3 separate regions of the Homo sapiens genome follow, and regions 1 and 3 are each linked to region 2. Evidence: chromatin contacts called from ENCODE Hi-C or POLR2A ChIA-PET data. All regions are on one chromosome and are shown on one strand. Each heading gives the region's core, a stretch centred on a gene start or an enhancer-like site at or near the end of the contact. The rest is flanking DNA. Distances are from core to core; before and after follow the strand shown.

Region 1 (4,447 bases), core at 1,301-3,800, 480 kb before region 2:
ACTTTTTAATCTTCAGGACTATTTTTAGAATAAATAAATGTATTTAAATTATGAAAAAATCTGTCTTCCATAGTAGAAATTATATACCAATGATTTCGACAGAAATCTTCCTTCCATTCCCTTCCAATCAGATCTTTTTCCTCCTTTCCTATCAATAACCCTTTTCATTAGTTTTCTGTTTTATATAACCACTGTTTTTTTTTCTTAAAATCATAAGCAAATATATACCAAGTAACAAACCATTCTGGCAACCATTTCTTATCATTTGGAGATCCTCCTGTTACTTTTTGCCACTAATTAGTAATCCATTTTGTGGACATAGCATATTCCATTCAACAAAGACCCTACAGGTGTATTACTTTGTCTTTTGCAAAGTAGAGTAGCCTTCCCTAAGTCACTTACTTTTATCATTCTGTTTTACTTTCCTCAAAGCATATATCACTTCAAAAATTATCTTAATCATTTACATGTTTATTTCCTGTCCTCTCACTCTGGCATTATCAGTGCCAGTAAGCCAGATACCTTGTTTTTCTTATTTCTATATCTGCATTCCTTGGAATAGTGTGTGACACTTAGTAGAAGCTCATTTGTTGAATGCATGCTTTTGTTTTACTCCTTTAAAGCATCCTGATGGTGGTTAGTGTTTTTTCAAAAGGAAGTGGGAAGCAGGCTGTATTAGTTAGGCTTCTCCAGAGAAACGAAACCAATAGAATAGATAACTAGATAGATAAATAGACATGACTTATTATAAGGTATGATTCACATGATTATGGAGGCTGATAAATCCCATGATGTTCCATCTGCAAGCTAAAGACAGAAAATCTGAGGGCGCAATTCAATGGCCCAGCAGCCAGGGGGCTGATGGTATACATTTTAATCCAAGTCTGAAGGCCTGAGAACCAGGATCCTGAGGGGCAGAAAATATTGATGTTTTAGCTTAAGTAATCAGGTAGAGGGAGTATGAATCCAAACTTGCTCCTCCTTTTTGTTCTATTCAGGCCTTCCACAGATTGAATGATGTCTCTCCACATTAGGGAGGGCAATCAACTTTACTAAGTCCCCCAATTCAGATGTTAATCTCTTTTAGAAACACCCTCATAGACACATCCACAAATAATGTTTAATCAGATATCTGGGCATCCCATGACTCACTCAAATTTACACTTAAAGTTAACCACCACATAAGCTCGTAGTTGTAAAAAAAGGCTGCAAAGATACTGGTTTTCCATCTCAGGGGTGAAAGAGATATCCTCTGCCAGACATAGTTTAGCAACAGGCTGGGCAGGCAACCTGTGAGGTGGGGGAAGGAAACCACTCAGGAAATAATTGAAGCAGAATATTGTAATTGTTAAGAGCTTGGCTTTGGATTCTATCACTTGCTAGCTATGTGACCTTGAACAAGTTACTTAACTTCTCTAATCTGTAGATTTCTTATTTGTGGAAATGGAATAATATGTTCCTTATGGAATTGTATGCATTAAATAGGATAATCCATATAAAGGGCTTAGTGCAGTGCTTGGCTCAGAGTAAGATATCAATGAATATTAGCCATCATCGTCATTATTATTAAAGAAAAACAAAGTTTGAGCCTTCTGGAATCTGGATAAACACACTGAGAACATTATGCTTTGCTGTTGTTGTGGATACAGGGCCAGAATATTACTAGACATAGAGCTGACATTTAGAAAGAAAATATAAGCCACAGAGCCAGTAAGTGTCACAGGTAGGGAAGCTGGGTTTCAAAGTGAAGCTTTCTGCCTGCTGGCCCTGTATTCTTAGTAATATGATAGCAGAAACAGCAATTACGATAGACTGTTTTATTAGAGAAATAAATGATTTTTAAATATCTCTATGTACACGGTCTCTGAATAAAAAACTTCAGACCCACTCCTCTGATTATAAGATGCCAACATTGTCTTACACAGGGCCTGGTGAATAATGCACCATTACTGAAGGAGAGGTGGTAAGAAAAAGCAGACAAATTCAAGAAAACAAGGAAATAAGGGAAGAACAAAGAGCAAGTGGACTCCATTGTGTCTGAGTGCAGGGATGGATTCTAAGGCTTTCCTATGAATTTGTTAGGACCGCACTTAGAACTGCAGAGTTCCAACAGCTTCCTTAAAACATTTCATTTAACATTGTTATGCTCAAATAATTAAGAGTTGACTAGTAAACAGATGTCAGATGTTCAGAAATCTCACTTAATATAATTAAAACACATATACTGAATGCTCAGATAAATATGCTTTGGCCATGAGAATTTTTTAGATACTCATTAAAATCCATATTTAGCAATCTAACATAGCTTTTTAAAGTACTTTCTTTGTGGTAAGAAACTACTTTCATTTTTTAATGTGTCCCTCAGAGAGAAGAATAATTAGAAGAATTGAAAAACATACACAGTAAGGGCCATGGAAATGGTGATTATGTCTGTATTCTCTCCTAGTGTTTTGTCTACACTCAGCTGTCTTTCTGGCATTTCCTACGTGATTCACTAAGACTGCCTTGTTGTGGCAACAACTGAGTATTTCATTTATCACCTCCGTATCTCTTGTATTACTGAATGACTAAGTATTTGTGCAAATGCTGACCCCTTCAGTATACTGCCAAAGAATGGCACTGTAAAACATGAATATTACAATAAAAAAACATGAATCACATCTGTGTTGAGGTTCTTTATTGTTGTTTTTCTCCCTTTTAGTTATTTATGTAAAGCAGGATAGAGACTTTATGTAAAAAAAATTTAAACAATAGGTAAAAATTGAAAGTCCTTGTGAAGTCTTTCCTCTTAATTTCTTCTCTAGAACTGTCACTGTGATTGTTTTCTTGTTTATTTCTCTAGAACTTTTCCTTTACATTTACAAAAATAAAACAGACACATGAATGCACATAAAAGCTCATGTATACTTATAGCTTATTTTCTTTTATAAAGAAATAAGAAGAATTATTTCTTTATAAAGAATTACAATCCAACTAGATATATTGCTCTGTAACTTACTATTGTTATTTCCTAATATGACTTAAGGATCTTTTCATGTTATTAGATGTAGAATTATCATATTCTTGAAACTCTACAATGTGGATACATCAGAGGTTGCATTACTTTTTATGAATTGGTAGATTTATATTATTTTCAATTTTTCCTCGTTACCTAAAATGCATGTACATGATTAATCATGAGTATGCATGTATAACCTCATAGGTGAGGCACCTAAACAGTTCGTGGTTGGGCCAAAGACAATACTTGTGCACAGGTACTATTACATTGACCTCCTCAAAGGCTGTACATATTTATACTCTTATGTATTTCCCCTCATATATGCCAACATATGATACTGGTAATGTTTTTATTTAAATCTAATATGTATTTTAATTTGCATTTTTCTAGGTAATACTAAATGTGAAGTCATTCCTTTATACTTATCAACTATTTTTATTTATTTTCTGAGACACAATCTCACTCTGTCACCCAGACTGGAGTGCAGTGGTACAATCATGGCTCAGGGCAGCCTCCACCTTCTGACCTCAAGTGATCCTCCCACTTCAGCTTCCCCAGTCGCTGGGACTACAGGCACAAGCCACCATGCTGGACTAATTTTTTATTTTTTGTAGAGATGGAGTCTTCCTATCTTGCCCAGGATGTTCTCAAATTCCTGGTCTCAAGTGATCATTCTGCCTTGGCCTCCCAAAGTGCTGGGATTACAGGCTTGAGCCACCATGCGAGGCCTCTGTTATATTTCTTCTGTGAGTTACTTGATCATAGGCTTTGACGCTATCTATGAATTGCTTTGCCTTTTCTTTTTAAAATATATTTGAAATTTGTATAATCCAGATAATAATCTAATGTTTTATTCTATTTTGACAAATTTTTTCCCAGTGTACCACTTGTCTTTTATCTGTTTTTATAATATTGAGGATTTCAGATTTGTGGGGTCAAAATTATTTATCTTATTTTATGCAATTCTCACATTCCTTAGGAAGGGCTTTATATCAAGGTCATAGCTTTTTTTTTATTTAATTACTTTTATTTTCAAATAGAAGAAGCCATTTAATAGATTTTCATTTTTTTAAATAAAGCTTTAAAAGGATATTTGTCCTTTTCTTTGCAAATGTGTAGGTCACATTTGCCAATCATTATTATTATTATTATTATTATTATTATTATTATTATTATACTTTAAGTTCTGGGATACTTGTGCAGAATATGCAGGTTTGGTACATAGGTATACACATGCCATGGTGGTTTGCTGCACCAATCAACCCATCATTTACATTAGGTATTTCTCCTAATGCTATCCCTCCCCCTATCCCCCCAACCCCCTGACAGGACCCGGTGTGTGATGTTCCCCTCCCTGTGTCCATGTGTTCTCATTGTTCAACTCCCACTTATGAGTGATAACATGTGGTGTTTGGTTTTCTGTTCCTGTGTTAGTTTGCTGAGAATGAT
Region 2 (4,704 bases), core at 1,394-3,893:
CCCTCCAATGTACCCCATGGAACTAAGAAGAAAATCTGCTCTCCTGAATTTGATGCCATGATCTAGCTCCCACCACCCCTCTAGTCTCATCTTGTACTTTTTCCCTGTGTCTTCTACCCTATTATTAGGCACTGCTATGATTAGGGGTTTTATTGTAACAAGGGGATATCATTGAGCTCATATCTAAATTGGTCATCTCAAACATCTTTCCAAGCTATTTCTTCTTTACTCTTCTAGTAAAAAACAAATCCTAGGGAGTAAAATTGGAATTCAGCATTCTATCTCTCCACCCTTACTTCTTACCTCCCTCCTATCACATAACGTTCTTGCCATCCAAACTAACATATAATATATGATCTATTCACACCTCCCAATTCCCCCTTCATTCTTTCATTTCTGCCTCTGAAACAGTTACCAACTCTCTGCCTCTCCCATTTCTAATTACCTATGTCTTATCTAATTTAAAAATATATCTGGCTCAGTTATTACCTCCTCCAATAAAATCTTCTTTGATTATCTCAAAGGAACAGAAGCTCTCCCCATCTCTCACAAGTTACATCTCACTTTCCAATTTGTATTGTAATTTTCTATATTTGTCTTGGTAGCTACTGTGCTGAATAACCCCAGAATTTCAGTGGCTTAATAAAATAAAGATTTATTTGTGGCTCATATCATAATTCAGTGTGACTCAGTGGGGATGGGGCTGGGGGAAAGGAGACTCCAGGTTTCCCTGTTATTTAGGATTCCAGGTTTCCCCTCAATCAAGTGGCTGTGCCATCTCCTTGGACTACTCCAAAGGACCCTCTGAATCTGAGTAGTAACAAGAACAAAGGGCACAGAGAAGACTATACCCACTCAGCAACCTTGGCCTAGGAGTGACACACATTTCTTCTCACATTCCATTCATGAGAAGTGGTCACATGTCCTTACCTCAGGAAGAGTGAGCTGGGAGGATAAGCTAGCAGTGTACCCAGAAAGAAGAGAAAATGTGTTTGGTGAGTACCTAGCCAGTCTCTGCCACTGTCCTAACTACAGATTTCACCAGAATCCCCCCAAAACCCATTGTGTTGTCTTGAATATAAAATATATTCAATATTTATCCCCAAAATAAAAAGATTATGATGGTGAGAAGACTATTGTGATGAACCTTTCATTTCCTATTCTCTAGTCCTGCTGCTCTTGTAAGCCTCAGATTTCTTATCCTTCCACATGGAGAAAGTTTGATTTCTAGCTTTCTAATTAATTATGCCCTTCCATTATGGGCAATAGAGTCAGCAGCATATGCAGATATCCCCCGAGATCTCTTTCCCCTTGTCCCCTGCTATGGTGCCTGAAATGTATATGTTAGAGTCAATCACTCAGTTATGATGGCTAGAACCAACATCACACAGATCATATTTCTGTGAATTACCAGGATGTAATAAAATTGAAAATTAATAACAAATGATTTTTAGATAAAAGATAAATATCACTAACTTATTCTTTGGTAAAGGAAAAATCCTGACAGAAATTTTTAAAAACAATTTGAGCAGAACTCAATGAAAGTACTATATGCAAAAATCTGTGAAATGTAGCTAGAGCAGTACATAGAATAAAATGTATAGCTCTGAATACATTAATTGGGAAACAAGAAATATGACAGAAAGAAAACAACCACGATGTTGAAAGAGACAGTCTGTGGTAATGATAGGGGGTAACAGTAAGTGAATAAGGCTGTATAATAGACATGTATGACTGTCCCATAAATCAAGTGAACAGTATGGAAAGTAGCTGAGTGTGAACCATCTTACTCATAAGGCCTACCTGCCAAGTTAAAGTGTCCTTCAGCAAGAGGCTGTGGGGTGTATTTCAGAAAGCACAGCTGGGGAGGGTCAGATTATATCGTAGCATAACAAATATCCCCAATCAAGAACTAGTGCAGTGAGAAGGACCTTGTAGAGCTTCTGAAGAACATAAATAAGCAATTGAGAAAGAGGAAATAAGTATAAAAATAACAGAGATTTTCTTAGCATCATGAAAAAACTATAAACCACTCAACAACCATATTGAATTGTATTTTTAAAAATCTAGATGAAATTAATAAATTTCTTGAAAAACATACAAAAAGTCAAAATAAGCATAAAAAGAAATAGAACCCATGAATATGCCAAATCATCAAAAAAAAGATAGTAAAAACTTCCTTCTCTACCAATTCTCCCACTACTACCTAAGACATTTTAGGCCTGGATAGTTGCATGGGGTGAGTGTAACAAACAATATAAAAACAGATAACCACCATATGTTGTTCCAGAAAATGTAAAAGCAATAAAAGTTAGCTAACTCATTTTAAAAGCCAGTTTCACCCCTATATTAAAACCAGAGAAGTTCATAATAAGGACAAAAATGTAAGCCAATTTTACTTATATAATAGATACAAAAAAAAACCCCTGGGAAAACTAACCAAATTTAATAGCATACTTAAAAAATTATGACAAGATTTATTTTAGAAACTCCTGGATGGCTCAGTATCAAACAAACAATGTAATTTACTACATTAGCACTACGGAAGACAGTTCATATGGTCACTTTAAGAGATGCAGAAAAAGTGCTTGATAAAATTAATACATTTTGTTTTTTAAAAAATTCGTAGAAACAAGAAATAGAAAGAAACTATTAATTTTATTTAAACAATAATAAGGATAATAATAGCCTACCAAGAACCTAGGGCAAAACCATAATGATAAATTCTTAAATGTATATTTTTTAAAGTTAGGAAGAAGAAAAAGATGTGTGCTATCATTTCAGTTGTTTGACATGATACCAGAGGTACTGACCAATACAATAAGATGACAGGGAGGGAGGGAGGGAGAGAGAGAGAGAGAAAGAAAGAGAGAGAGAGAAGGAGAGAAACAGAGATAGAGATGGAAGGAGAAAGAGAGAGAGAAAGATAAACATATTGGAAAGGAAGACACAATGTTGTTACTATTTTTTATTTATTTTTATTTTTACTTACTTATTTTTTTGAGCCAGGGCTTCACTCTGTTGCCCAGGCTGGAGTGCAGTGGCACCATCTCGGCTCACTTCAACCTCTGCCTCCCCTGTTCAAACGATTCTCCTGCCTTAGCCTCCCATGTAGCTGGGATTACAGGCGTGCACCACTATGCTTGGCAGCTAATTTTTGTATTTTTAGTAGAGACAGGGTTTCACCATGTTGGCCAGGCTGGTCTCAAACTCCTGGCCTCAAGTGATCCACCTGCCTCTGTCTCCCAAAGTGCTGGGATTACAGGTGCGAGCCACCATGCCCAACCACATGAGCCACCGCGCCCGACCTATTTGAAAAAAACAGAACAAATAGTACATTTCCATGAGGGGCAGGGAGACAACAAGAAAATCCATAGTAAACCATTAGAATTCATAAGATTTGACCAAAGTAGCCAGAGACAAGATCAGTTCCCCAAAATGAGTAGCATCTGTCTTATCAGTGATAACCAGTAAATAACATGGCAATGAAAAAACAAACACATGTAGGAATTAATCTAATAGAAGTGACCAAGACCTTTATGGAGAAAAATTTTAAATGTTTTAAAATGACTCATCTCTCTCCCCATAAAACTTGAATAAACAAAGAAATATACTTCATTCTTGGAGGAGATAACAGCACTGTAAACTTGTTAACTTTAAACCAAATGACTATATAAATTTAATGTAGTTCCAATCTAAACAACACTGAGGACTTCAACAAGTTTATCCTAAGATTTTTTAATAAAAAATAAACATCCATTAATAAAACAATAATTAATAAATCACAGTAATCAATAGTGTGGTTGTGATACAGAGTCAACAAGTAGATGAATGAAACATGGTAGAAAACTTAGAAACGGATTCATTTGTGTGAGACCCTACCCTATGGTAGAGATGGCATCAAAGATCACTGACTGATGCATGAATTATTTAGATAATGATGTCAATAAAAAATGTTATATTTCCCACTTCGTATTATACATCAAAATTCAACACCAAATGGATTAAATGCCTAAATGGGAAAGGAAAAATTATAAAAAGATAAAAACTGAGGTAGAAAATTATTTTTGGTACTTTGACGATAAGAAAAATTTTCTTAATTTAAAAAGATTCAAAAATCAAAAGCCATGAGCAGAAAAATTAATGAATTTTCATAAAAATTAAAGATATCTGTTTAATGAACATCATTGTCAAAGTTAACAGATGAGTGGCAGACTGGGACAAGATATTTGCAATATCAAAATCTGACAAGAATTTAACATCTGAAGTATACGACAAACTCCATAGAACCCACCAAAAAAAGAGGACAAAAAACACAATGCTTACATGGTCAAAATTTAAACTTGCACAATTTGTATGTGATTCAGAGTTAAGGTAAGTGAACAGGCATTCAGTCTCTATAGCACTCAGAAGAATCCTGAATAAAGCAATAATTACATACCAATTTATACCCACAAGATTGAAAAAATTTGGAATGATGGATATGTAAAGTGTTGCTGAGAATGTCGCAAATCAGGAATTACTGATCTGCTACAGGGAGGGTAAACTGGTATATCCACTATGAAGAACAATGTGTACAGTCTAGCATTCCAGTTCCTGAGTATATAAGCCAAAGAAATTTGCACAAAATTCACAAAAGATCATGTCCAAATGGGATAGCAAATATGATCCTACCCTATATCCAGAGTGAGGAAACTGACATTT
Region 3 (4,083 bases), core at 1,020-3,519, 290 kb before region 2:
TGAAGGTTTTTAAAAATCTGAATGTCCTGATTTGGTAGATTCAGGCTCAAGTATTTAAAATTTCAAGACGAGTGTGTTAATTTCCCACTAATCCAGACCAAGGTCAAGGCCCTGTTAGAGGAAGAAAGTCAGTGATCGCTGACTCATGGCCAGCAATTAGAATGTAGGTGCTGGCTCTTTGCTCATAAACCACATGATTTAGGACAATTAGAGGATAATGTTGCTTCGGGATTTCTACATTTAGCATTTGGGCCTATCTCTTGTTTTATTATTTCTTTATTATTCTATAGTTGTAGATGTGCTTTCAGAATTTACTGAGCCTCAGTATTTAGAATAATGTATTGCTGTTAATGTGTTTTTTTAGCCACAATCTTAAACATTTCCATCTTTCTATTACTTGGAAACCATATTAGTTAATACATCAATTTCATAACATTGCAAAAAGATTTAAGACATTACACATATTACCCTAATTTGCTTCTTAGGATAATATGTCAAGATTTCTCCCCATATATATATATTTTTCAAACAACCATTCCAGATGTCTTTGGCTGTAGTTTGCTCCCAAGAGGGAAGAGTGTGGTGATGGACCACCCAGATTCTTTTTGCTAAGCTAATGCAATGGGAAATTAAGTCTTTGCACTGCCATCAGTCCCCAAGCCTTCCATTCCTTTTTCTTGTCCCTTAAATTATTAGCAATTCCTGTTGTTCATTTTTTTAAAAGCATTTCTATGGGCCTTTCATCTTGTGCTCATCTCCCCTCATGGTTTTTTTTTATATATACTTTAAATTCTAGGGTACATGTGCACAACGTGCAGGTTTGTTGCATATGTATACATGTGCCATGTGCGTATGCTGCACCTATTAACTCATCATTTACATTAGGTATATCTCCTAATGCTATTCCCCCCCTCCCCCAACGTGGATGAAGCTGGAAACCCTCATGTTCTTAATGCCAGCAACATCTGCTGGTCCTGAAAAGCTTGCTGGCTGATACACTCAGATTGTTAACATAATACTAACAGTCAAATACTTGGTGACTCATGACCTATCAATTGACTTTCAGCTCTTGTTCTTTCAGTTTAAAACTGGCAAATTAAAAAGAAAATACATGCAAATTCTGCAAACAGAGACAGCCTTTTGTCAGCTGGAATCGAATTTCCTTGTAGTCTTTTTTCAATGAATTTCTCAACTTTTCTTCTTCCAGCACACTCCCTTTTACCTCAATTTTTGCTAAGGAGTGTTTCATTTTCTTCTCATTCTTCTCAGTTGCCTAACTCTTACCTATGAAGCCTCTCTCAAGTCTATATTTTCAGTGAAGCTCTCACTCACTAATGCAATAGTTGTAGGCTTCATAGCTACTGGGAATCTCCATCCAGATGTGCCACAAGCAATTCACTTCCTGTGCTCCTAAAAAGAATTATCACATGAAGTGAGAAAATCTAAAAATGGTATTCTTTTACTATCCAGAATATTTTCCATGAAAAACCACTGAGGAAACACAAAATAATTGTGATTTCAGAAATGATATCTCAATAACTTTTCTTTCAAGACACCTTTTTCCTTAGCTAAGCTGTGATGAAATCAAACTTCTGATGATACCAACATAATCAATTACTGTGCTAAAAATTTTCCTAATCACTAAATTTTCCTGGTGATATTATGACCAACTGACATCAAATTCCCTTCCAAGTTGAATCCCTCTTTCCCTATACCTCAACAGCCTCTGTTTCCCCATTGCATATTTCAGTGAGCACCACTAAATATCCACCCAGTCCTCTGAGAATCTTTTTTCCCAATCCTCAATACCTAAAGAATTGATTTTTACATGTAGCATTTTAACATTTATACAGTTTTCCTCCATTCTATTCATTTCTGTCCTAACACTTCCTATCTTCAGGCTTTCATCACCTCACTCCTCAATTTTTGCAAGATACTCAAAAGATTTCTTCCTATATTGGTCCATACCTTGTTCAATACATTCTTCTCAATGATTCTGGAATAGTTTTCCTAAAACAAGAAATGTAATTATGTCATGTCCTTACTTAAAATTCTTTAATAAGCTCTCATGTCACTCTCAGGAAAATAATTCAAACACATTAATGTAACATTTCATATCTGACCCTTGTCTGCTCCCTGACTTCATGCGTCACCAATCCCCTCCATTCAATAAATGCTCCCATTCCTTCTGAGCAACTTTCACTTATCTGAATGCACCATGCTCTCTCATTCCTCTCTGACTTGGCACAGGAAATTCCACTTGTCTGAAACACATGCATTCCTTCTTTGCCTACGTAAATTCTATTCAGACCTCAAAATCTTCTCAGATCTTGCTTCCCCAGAAAGATTTCTCTATTTCCTCACATTTCCATCAGAATGGTTGATGCTTCCTTTCCACTATAGCACCCAGCACCATTTATAATAGTTTGTCATACTCATTGCAATCATCTGGGTCTGTGACTGATTTTCAATTGTAGAACATTATCTATCTTTGTAAATGCTAAGACTTAAGTTATTCTTTAAGTAGAATTTTCACCAATGATACTGATAAAAAGTGTCAGTTCCTTCAAAATATAATTTATAAATTTTCTACTGTCAGTTACTTATTAAGTAGGAATGGCTTCTCTCTATTTCAGCAGCCAAGGCATTTCCTACTTTTCTCAGCCTCTGTGTTCAATGCATACTGTGAGATAAGGCAGGCTTTGGTAGACATAATGGCTTCCTGACTCTACAAAAAAGTATCTTCCACCCCAGAGAAAAATGTGGATTCTAGATCTGTTCTATTGTGTCAATATTAAGTATTCTACATGACTACTCCTCATTGGCCACCTTACACCGATTATTCAGAGAAGCTACTGGTATTGACACATGTGACCTCCCTCAGGAAAAAAATCGTTGTGTTGTGTCTCTTACTATTAGCTGACTCAAGTTTTTAAAAAGTACTATTGAATTTTCAAAAGTCTAAATATTAATGTAAGTGCTTAATGAATAATAACTAAACAAATGAGGAATCTTACTTGATTAGATTTAAACAGTTTTGAAGTAATTATCCTCAATAACCTAATATAACTTAATAGTATAAAGGAAGGCTTTTATGCATTTTAATAGATGTAGAAACATATGGGGACCTTGAAGGCTTCAGTTACTCCTTAGGTGATGCTACCTGAGGGCATATTTTTTTATACTATAATAAAACTCAATCTGTTTAGAGATCACTTTGGTTCAGATGAATTTTATCCATGTGATAAAATTATCTTTTATTCTCTTTTTGGAATACTTTTATCAAAAAAATAAGAACATCTGAGTCAGGATGCACAGTTTGTCTAACACATTTTTGGTTCAAGGGGATTTTTCCCCTTACTAATACTATTATCCAATATGATTCTATGGTAAATATTTAAAGTTGTACAGGCTTTTACTTGTACTTGAGAACAACAAATTTTCAAATGCTAATCATGTTCACTTCCTGTGGTCCTAAAAAGAATTATCACATGAAGTGACAAAATCTAAAAATGGTATTCTTTTACTATCCAGAATATTTTCCATGAAAAACCACTGAGGAAACACAAAATAATTGTGATTTTAGAAATGATATCTCAATAACTTTTCTTTTAAGACACCTTTTTCCTTAGCTAAGGTGTGATGAAATCAAACTTCTGATGATACCAACATAATCAATTACTGTGCTAACAATTTTCCTAATCACTAAATTTTTCTGGTGATATTATGACCAACTGACATCAAATTCCCTTGCAAAGAATATAAGTCACCACTGGTTGTTATAAAAAGAGGAATGAAAATGGTTGGAAATAGAAGGTAATTCCTTTTAGTATTAATAGTGTGGACTTCAGAGTCAAAAAAAAAAAAAAAAAAAACTGCGTTAGAATCAGGGCTTTGTTACTTATTAGTTAGAAAGTAATAAACTTAGACAAGTTATTTACCTCCCCTGAGTTTTACCTATGAAATGAGATAATAACACAAATGCAATTCCTAAAAGATACATTTTTAGGATTGTTTGAGGCTATGTATATAAAACATGCAGCACAATGCCTGGTATGTACCAAATGCTCATTGACTGATGAG

The links. Hi-C counts contacts between places; a loop is a spot of excess contacts on that map. ChIA-PET counts read pairs that join two places held with the same protein, here RNA polymerase II (POLR2A). Pooled maps may share reads with other maps.
Region 1: a map of mammary epithelial cell shows a loop between it and region 2 (3-fold over the local background). The contact joins the enhancer-like site here to the promoter of LINC02758 in region 2. A Hi-C loop is called at or near these places in 2 of 168 maps with a recorded cell type or tissue (PC-3 and mammary epithelial cell) and 2 of 50 pooled maps.
Region 3: a map of PC-3 shows a loop between it and region 2 (2.9-fold over the local background). The contact joins the enhancer-like site here to the promoter of LINC02758 in region 2. A Hi-C loop is called at or near these places in 2 of 168 maps with a recorded cell type or tissue (Calu3 and PC-3) and 2 of 50 pooled maps. POLR2A ChIA-PET finds 5 or more read pairs at or near these places in 1 of 52 experiments (PC-3).

What each region holds. Positions count from the first base shown.
Region 1 is chr11:29,016,919-29,021,365 of GRCh38, reverse strand. The region is part of intron 1 of LINC02742 (long intergenic non-protein coding RNA 2742); the gene reads right to left. Among named protein-coding and RNA genes, the nearest start is that of LINC02742, 120 kb to the right of the region's middle. Within about 2 kb of position 2,550, at least 2 of the 41 ENCODE cell types and tissues checked have a DNase peak (open chromatin) inside an H3K27ac peak, as active enhancers do; they include mammary epithelial cell, where a contact is called at or near this core.
Region 2 is chr11:28,536,886-28,541,589 of GRCh38, reverse strand. It overlaps LINC02758 (long intergenic non-protein coding RNA 2758), which reads right to left and starts at 2,643. Exons shown (of 8, transcript XR_002957243.2): 1 at 1,804-2,643.
Region 3 is chr11:28,832,022-28,836,104 of GRCh38, reverse strand. No RefSeq gene overlaps it. Among named protein-coding and RNA genes, the nearest start is that of LINC02742, 68 kb to the left of the region's middle. Within about 2 kb of position 2,269, at least 4 of the 41 ENCODE cell types and tissues checked have a DNase peak (open chromatin) inside an H3K27ac peak, as active enhancers do; they include PC-3, where a contact is called at or near this core.